Linked DNA regions of Homo sapiens: region 1 is linked to region 2. Evidence: read pairs that join two places in POLR2A ChIA-PET (ENCODE). Cell type or tissue: Caco-2. All regions are shown on one strand. Links, peaks and the distances in the headings refer to the core of each region. The heading gives the core; the rest is flanking DNA.

Region 1 (4,322 bases), core at 323-4,322, 100 kb before region 2:
ATCTTTTCGTGACCACAAAACACCCAGATGCCAGATAAATTATAATGAATGTACTTTTAACTGTATTGCTGAGGTCACAGATAGGACATTTCCAAGAACTCAAGAGTTGGAGGGAGATTGCCTCTAGGCGCAATGTGAGGCTTGGTTTTGAGCATATACAAAGTACGGAAACAAAACCGGGGCCTTTCCACAATGGCAGGTAGCTCAGCACCTTTGGCACCGTGAAAAGGCGGCAGGGAAAATCTGCCCATCTGCAATGGAAACTGAATTGGAAACAGCTCTGTCCCTGCTTGAGAAAAAGAAAGAAAAACTGGGCCGGGCGTGGCGGCTCACACCTGTAATCCCAGCACTTTCGGAGGCTGAGATCACTTGATTCCAGGAGTTTGAGACCAACCTGGGCAACATAGTGAGACGCCCGTCTCAAAAATTAAAAACTTAGCTGTACATGTCAGGTATATACTGAAGGAAGGTCAGGGAATCCTGGTGCTGAGAAATTAAGATAATTAAGGACCTTCAGGGTCAATATTGTGTGTCAACCAATTATAAGCTGTCCGGAAACACTACTGAACCTTCAAGAAAATGAGCCATTGTTAGCAAAGTCAACAGGAACAATAATTGATTTAACCCCTGGGACTTCAGATATTACAATCACCAGATACAGGCAGGGCACAGCAGTTCGCGCCTGTAATCCCAGCACTTTGGGAGGCCGAGGAGGGCAGATCATGAAGTCCGGAGTTTGAGACCAGCCTGAGCAACATGGTGAAACCGTCTCCACTAAAAATACAAAAATTAGCCGAATGTGGTGGCAGGCGCCTGTAATCCCAGCTACTCAGGAGGCTGAGGCAGGAGAATCGCTTGAATCTGGGAAGCAGAGGTTGCAGTGAGCCGAGATCACGCCACTGCACTCCAGCCTGGGCGACAGAGAGACTCCATCTCAAAAAAAAAAAAAAAAAAAAAAAAAAAAAAGCACACCAGATACAGAATACAAAATATGAAACCTCTGAAGATGGCACTGAAAAACAATGAGCAAAAAGAGTCTGAAAATGACTAGGCAGATTTGAAAATAGAATTCTGGAAATGACAATCATTGAAATAATGTGTTATTCACCAATAGATTACATCAACCTGAAAAAGAAAAAATTAGTGGTGCGTTACCTTTGTCAGAAAGAGAGCAAAGAGGCCGGGCGCAGTGGCTCATGCCTGTAATCCCAGCACTTTGGGAGGCTGAGGCAGGTGGATCACGAGGTCAGGAGATCGAGACCATCCTGGCTAACATGGTGAAACCCCACCTCTACTAAAAATACAAATAATTAGCCCGGTGTGGTGGCAGGAGCCTGTAGTCCCAGCTACTCAGGAAAGTGAGGCAGGAGAATCGCTTGAACCCAGGAGGCAGAAGTTGCAGTGGGCCGAGATCATGCCACTGCACTCCAGCACTCCAGCCTGGGTAACAGAGCAAGACCTCATCTCAAAAAAAAAAAGAAAAAAAAGAGACAAATAATTGGGAACTGTGAAAGATCTGTTCCTCTGGAAGGTTAGGAAGGGAAAGCCTTTTCATGTGTTACCAAGAGCAGCATCCAAGAGCCTGCTAATGTGTTTCTCAGCAGAAAGGGCACTGTCCTGAGGTGGGGATAGGATCTTGGGAAGCAAACATGTCTCTTGCCCGTCTCTGCTTGTTTCTGACTGCTGGTATTTCAGGGTCAGGGTCACGATTAGGCATGTCTCCTTCTTAGCCTTCCTTCCAAGAGGCTTGGGGGAACCAGCGACAGTCCCCACTCCACTCCTCAGGTGGGCTTCATTGCCTGCTGCCAGGAGCCCTCTTGTGGACAGAGCTGGACTTTCCCCCTGGGTTGCCACCATCCCTAAGCCAGATTCCTTTCCAGAGTACACACCAGCAGCTTTTCCTTCCCCTTCGCATCAGCATTTTCTCAGGCTGCCTTTCCACCCCATGAGTTAATATTTGCTAGGTTCCTCCTAGAGTTCCAGAAGTGATCGGGGATCAGTCTCCCCACCTTCTGAGGGCTGGCTCACCCAGGCCCTCGCACTGGGCTCGTCCTTGCTGCCCCGTCTGCCATTTTGCAGGCCCCGAGGCCTGGCATTGTTCCTTCTTTTGGTGTAGCTGCCTCTACCTCCTCCAGCTGGGGCGGGTTTCTGCTACCGGAGGGTGTCCTCTCCCAGCGCTGTTTACTCCTGATGGCTAGCAGCTGTTGGTGCCAGGGAGTGGATCCCTCCTGCGTGACTCGGAGCAAGGCACTTATTCACTGAGCTTTTTCCTCCGTAAGCTGGGGATGCTAACGATGCCTATACCTCTGGGGTGTTGCGAGGGTAAAATGCAATCAACAACATGGGTATAGCCCCTAGCACAGGGCCTGGCACCCAAGGCACCCCTGTAAACTGGTTGCTGCTATAACCTGTTTCTCTCCCCACCAATCTGTGGTTTCTTTGAGGATTGATCTTTGTGTCCAGCACTCTATGTGGAGCCTGGTGTCCTGCTGAAGTAGTATGTTTCGAGAATAATTTTTTGAAGACCACCTAATTCTCAGTCCCTTTCGGCTCATAAGAGACTGTGTTAAGGGGACTTGTTAGGAGAGCTGTAGGGCATTGGCCACCATCTAGACTGTTGCTATCTCCAGCCTGGCCTGGCACTGAGCCAATCCCTGGGACAGGTTTGAATATTTACAGGTGAGTCACAGGTGCAGGTGTGAGGAAGGGGAGAGGACAGGTGCAGGGAGTGGGTGGAAGGGTGGGGGCGGCAGCTGGCCAATGAGCCCGGAGCTCTCCTGACTTCAGGGCTCTGCCTGCCCTTGACCGAGTGCTGTCACCAGCCCAGAACATTTGATCATCCCCAGCACCTGCCACAAAGCAGGTGCCCAGCGCAGGATTGGGAAAGGCGCCCCAGCACAATGGCACTCACCTGCTCCTTACAGTGGAAGCGTTTCTGTGGCGGACGGGTGGCTTGGGACAAAAGCCACAGACAGGGTGACTGGGGTTGTAAATGGCCCAGCCTTGGCTGCCAGGACATGAAATTATGACCTTGATGCTGAAGGCAGTGGGTGCCATTGAAGGGTCTTGGCCAGAGGTGCGTTTTTCAAAATGGCAACATTTCGAAAGCCGCCTCTGGCTGTGTCTTTACAGGGAATGGACGGGGTGGGAGCCAGGTAAAGAAGTTGCTGCAGTCTTCCACGCCAGAGAGGACGGTGGCCCTGACTTGGGGGCTGGGGCGAGGCACAATGGTGGGGATGGCAGGCTACAGATGAGGTGGGCTCGTGAGATCGACAGACAAGGCAGAGGCTTGAGGGCTTCCTCCAGGTCCCCACAGCCCCAGCCCAGCTCAGACGTCTGTTCTGTGGCTGCAGCTCCAGCCATGTCTGCGCTCAGCTCCACCCCCACCCACTCCCTGTCTGGGACCCTCCTGTCTCCCTGTCACCTGCAAGACAACATTCCACTCCCATGCACCCGGCCTCCTCAGCTCGCCCCAGCCCTCACACTCCAAGGATCCCTTCTGCCCTCGCACCTGCCCGGAGACCTCTGCTCTACTTCCACAGCTCAAACCAAACACTGTCCTAAGAGGCCCCCTGACCCTGCTGGACATCCCTGCCTGCGTGCCCTCCTCTGCAGCTCCAGCTTTCAGGAGGGAGGACACAGCCTTTCTTATTAAAAATTGTAATAAAGAGGTGTCCACCTTCAGAACTGCACTGCAGGGCGAGGCAGGCAGGGTGCCCAGGGCACAAAAACTAAGGAGACGCCCACCACAGATAAGTCAGCCTGAGGGCTTGGGCATGTCTAAAGATGGCAGTGGGCTGGGCACAGTGGCTCATGCCTGTAATCCCGGCACTTTGGGAGGCCAAGGTGTGCAGATCACTTGGGGACAGCAGTTCAAGACCAGCCTGGCCAACATGGTGAAACCCCATCTCTACTAAAAATACAAAAAAAATTAGCCAGGTGTAGTTGTGTGTGCCTGTAATTCCAGCTACTGGGGAGGCTGAGGCAGGAGAATCGCTTGAATTCAGGAGGCAGAGGGTCAGTGAGCCAAGATCGCACCACTGCACTCCAGGCTGGGCGACAGAGCAACTCCGTCTCAAAAAATAACAATAATAAATAAAGATGGCAGAGGGAAGTTTTTTTAGTTTTGAGGATTTGTTGCTACAGTTTTTGTGGAGGACAAAAGAAGCCTTTACAACACAGGACGTAAAGCAGGGCGATGTCCTCCTCAGCTGTCTTCTCTAACAAGACACACTGCCCAGCCTGGGCAACATGGCGAAACCCCCATCTCTACAAAAATTAGCTGGGCGTGGTAGTGTGCGCCTGTAGTCCTTGGCTCACTG
Region 2 (4,386 bases), core at 206-4,205:
GGGGAGAGGTTGCACAAAACACACTTCTTCCTGCAGCAGTGAAGTCTAGCAACATGTGTGCTGTGTTTCTACCCAGGGAAACACACTTCAGACTCCAAAGCCAGGGTTTTGTTTGTTTGTTTGTTTGTTTGTTTTTCTGAGACAGGGTCTCACTTCAGCTGCCCTGGCTGGAGTGCAGTGGTGCAATTTCGGCTCACTGCAACCTCCACCTCCCTGGGCTCAGGTGATTCTCCCACCTCAGCCTCCCAAGTAGCTGGGACTACAGGTGTGCACCACTATGCCTGGCTAATGTTTTTGTATTTTTAGTAGAGATGGGGTTTTGCCATGTTGCCCAGGCTGGTCTCAAACTCCTGGACTCCACCCGCCTCAGCCTCCCAAAGTGTTGAGATTACAGGTGTTAGCCGCTGCACCAAGCCCAAGGCCAGGGTTTCTGTTAGGGATTGGTCATGTAGGTGACCAGCCACCATGACCAAAATTCCAGACTCCCAGAAGAGAAGGAAGTGTTCACCATGAATCACATATTTTGTCCAAGCAGTCTACATAATCTGGTACAATAGAACAGTGCCCCAGGTGGGCAAAATAAGCCTTATCAACAAAGGAGATGTCCCACAAACCAGATTCTCAGATCCCAGTCACGAGCTAGTGCTGCAAGCAAGCCCCCCCCCCTTTTTTTTTAATTTTATAACTTTATTTGAGGTATTTGATGATCAGCGATTAGTTCTCATCCACATTGACTGTCTGTAGATTTTTGAAAGTGGTAACAGGTACATAGGTAACCAAAGTATAGAGCTTATTTGGTGGATCTTCATCCTCATAACATTTTCTGGACAACCGCACACGGATGCAGTATGGGACATTCTTTATTCCTTTGTCTCAGACAGCTTTGTTGAGGCTGGTATCAATGCACACATCTGGAGTTCCCATCTCCTTCATGGCAAGTTTCCGAATCTCTTTGAGTGCCTGAGGAGCACGCTTCTTGAAGCCACTCCATGGATGCACTTGTGAATGTTGATGGTGTATTCTCAGGTCACCACCTCATTGATGGCCGAATGACCCTTTTTCTTCTCGCCACCCTTCTTTCTGGGAGCCATTCTGCTGGGTCCAAGATGGAAAGGGAAGCCCTTCTTAAGATAGCAACATTAGGCTGCTATATTAACTCTTTTCTGCATGAATGAGGTCATTTTTGCCTATTTTCTTTTCTTTTTTTTTTTTTTTTTTGAGATGGAGTCTTGCTCTGTCACCCAGGCTAAAGTGTGGTGGTGCAATCTCCACTCACTGCCAGCTCCGTCTCCCAGGTTCACACCATTCTCCTGCCTCAGCCTCCCGATAGCTGGGACTACAGGCGCCCGCCACCACGCCCGGCTAATTTTTTGTATTTTTAGTAGAGACAGGGTTTCACCATTAGCCAAGGTTGTCTCGATCTCCTGACCTCGTGATCCGCCCGCCTCAGCTCCCAAAGTGTTGGGATTACAGGCGTGAGCCACTGCGCCCGGCCATTTTTGCCTACTTTCATAGGGAAAAGGGATAGCAGCACCAAGCTGAGGCTTCCTTCGAATTCTCCCATGACTTTGTTTCCCCAACCTCTCTTAGCCCCTCTCCTGAGCTGTCTGGTAAGTAGCTGTTTTTCCACCTGGCTGGCTAAAGCAAATGTCCTTCCTTCCTGATAAATAAGACAACTGGTATCAAGAGGCTATAACACTTTTTCTTTTCTGATTTCAGAGCAGCCTGAACATGCATTCCGTGCCCAGCTACCTCACCCAGCCTCCACCTCCTCCTCCACCTCCTCCACCACTGCCCCCACCGCCACCACCTCAGCCTCCACCACCTCCACCCCAGAGCCTGGGCCCCCCTGGGCGTCCCAACCCTGGTGGGAACGGTGTGGTGGAGGTGTACAGTGCTGCTGCGCCCCTGGCTGGGAGTGGAACGGTGGAGATCCAGGCACTGGGGATGCAGCCCTACCCACCCCTAGAGGTGAGCAGAGGGGGCAGGGTGGAAGAGGACACTGGTCATGGACATCATGGCCAACCCGGACCCATCCTGAGCACCAGCTGTGTGCCAGACACTGTGCTGGGGATACCATGAAAACCAGACCCGGTCCTGGCCTTCATGGGGTGTACCACATCACAGGGGAGAAGGACTTTAATCAAAGCATCACACCCACAGATGTAAGATGCAAGCCATGAGAAGGTGGAATGGAGTACAGGTTGTAGCAGAAATATAAGCTGCCTGCAGGTAATGCTCAGAACAGTCAGAGAATGCCTACCTTTTCAGGCAAAAAAAAGAAAAAAGATTCAAAAAAATTATCTGCCTGAGTGTCTCTTACAGTTTTTAATAAGCTAGGTGTATCAGTTAGCTATTGCTGGGTAAGAAATATCCATCAGGCATCAGTGGCATATACCAAAAGTGTTTATTATTCACGTGTTTACAGTGGTCAGCTAGACAACTGCGGATCTTGGCTGGGCTCACTCATATGTCTGAACGTTGGCTGGCTGTCAGCTGCTCTAGGATGGCCTGGGCTGGGACAAGTGGGGTGACTCAGCTCTGTTCTGCGTGACTCTCATCCTCCACTAGGTTCTCATGGCCATGGTGGAGGTGCAAAAATGCAGACAGAAATGCCCAAGGCCTTTTGAGGTTTAGGCTTGTAAGTAACACAGAATCACTTCTATTGGCCAAAGCAGATCACAAGTCCAGCTTAGATAGCGCAGGTAGGGAAATAGATGCCACCTCTTGATGGGAGGAACTGCAGAGTCACACTGCAAAGGCTTGGGTACAGGGAGGGGCAAAGAATTGGTGCCATAATACAATCAATGTACCATACTAATTCCCTGCCAATGAGCTCTAAGTTATAGGCCATCTACTTGAAATGCACTGAGTTCATAGAACCTTCCAAGACACCAGTGCTAGAGGGTATGGTTATGACAGAAACAACCCACCTGCACTAGAAATCACACTAACTCAGACTCACCATAGAATCCAGCCACAGACATCCCCTGTCAGGTAGTCTCTTTATGTAAAGAGAGCCCAGACCAGTGGGAAGATCCCACCACGAGGCATTCACGTGATGTTCTGAGGGGCTGCGAGGGGATTTGCCCTACCCTGGGAGAATAGAACAAGCTTCTCTAGGGAATTTATTGCATTGAGAAAAAGTTAAGTTAGTGGGATGCTGAGATAATGCTGGTGGCTTGTGGTAGTCAGAGGGGACCAGCCCAGAGAGGACCAGCACAGAAGGAGCTGCTGCTGTTGATTTTCCATGTAGATGAGGGTATTTGAGGGCAGGGTCTGAGTCTTACTAGACTTTGCATCCTTAGCACCTAGCAGAGCACTCCTAGAGTAGATATCTTACATTGGACTGTCTGACCTCAGTCTGCGCTCCTCTAAAATGGGAACTCTCCTGAAAAGCTGTTGAGGATAATAAGAGCCTATGCCAGTGGCAGTCACATTAATTACTCAGTAATGCCTTGAGTGATGGCTGAATTTATTCACGTGACAAGTATTTATTTATTTATTTGAGACAGAGTCTCACTCTATCGCCCAGGTTGGAGTGCAGTGGTGTGATCTCGGCTCACTGCAACCTCCACCTCTCAGGTTCAAGCGATTCTCGTGCCTCAGCCTCCCAAGTAGCTGGTATTACAGGTATGAGCTACCACGCCCAACTAATTTTTTTTGTATTTTTAGTAGAAACGGGTTTCACCATGATGGCCAGGCTGGTCTCGAACTCCTGGCCTCAGGTGATCTGCCTGCCTTGGCCTCCCAAAGTGCTGGGATTACAGGCATGAGCCACCACACCCGTCCCAACAAGTATTTATTGAGTGCTGTATTGGTCAGGGTTTGGTCAGGAAAATAGAAACCAGGCAAGGTATTTCTGCAGAGGGATGTTTTTTCTTTTCTAAATTAGAGATAGGGGTCTCACTTTAGCCCAGGTTGGTCTCCATCTCCTGGCCTCAAGTGATCCTCTCACCTCAGCCTCCCAGAGTGCTGGGATTACAGGCATGAGCCACCATACCCGGCCAGATTTTATAATTTTTTTTGTACCTTTTTTTCAGCTTTGTCTGATTTTATTACTCCAACTGTAGCTTTCTATTTATTTATATTTGTCTGAAATATTTTTTCAACTTTGGGCTTTTTGCTGAGTTGAATTCTTTTTTTTTTTTTTTTTTTGAGACTGAGTCTTGCTCTGTCACCCAGGCTGGAGTGCAATGGCATGATCACGGCTCACCACAGTCTCGATCTCCCAGGCTCAGATGATTCTCCCACCTCAGCCTCCTGAGTAACTGGGACTACAGGCATGCACCACCATGCCCATCTAATTTTTTTAATGTTTTGTGGAGATGAGATCTCCCTATGTTGCCCAGGCTAGTCTCAAACTCTTGTGCTCAAGTGATCCTC

The links. ChIA-PET counts read pairs that join two places held together with the same protein. Peaks named below come from ENCODE experiments on the same cell type or tissue, not always from the same donor. Only the 100,000 strongest peaks of a DNase experiment are listed, where the experiment ranks them.
Region 1: POLR2A ChIA-PET joins it to region 2 with 5 read pairs; 3 of 35 experiments call an interaction of 5 or more read pairs at or near these places.

What each region holds. Positions count from the first base shown.
Region 1 is chr20:33,651,599-33,655,920 of GRCh38, forward strand. No RefSeq gene overlaps it. Among named protein-coding and RNA genes, the nearest start is that of C20orf144, 8.6 kb to the right of the region's middle. RefSeq lists an enhancer at 1,538-2,126. In Caco-2, for the core only: CTCF peaks have their summits at 1,812 (motif pointing left) and 2,014; DNase peaks (open chromatin) are centred at 1,823, 2,683 and 3,463.
Region 2 is chr20:33,751,453-33,755,838 of GRCh38, forward strand. It overlaps ZNF341 (zinc finger protein 341), which reads left to right. Exons shown (of 15, transcript NM_001282933.2): 5 at 1,720-1,971. It also overlaps the pseudogene RPL31P2. Among named protein-coding and RNA genes, the nearest start is that of ZNF341, 22 kb to the left of the region's middle. In Caco-2, for the core only: no CTCF peak of the experiment used is centred there; a DNase peak (open chromatin) is centred at 1,942.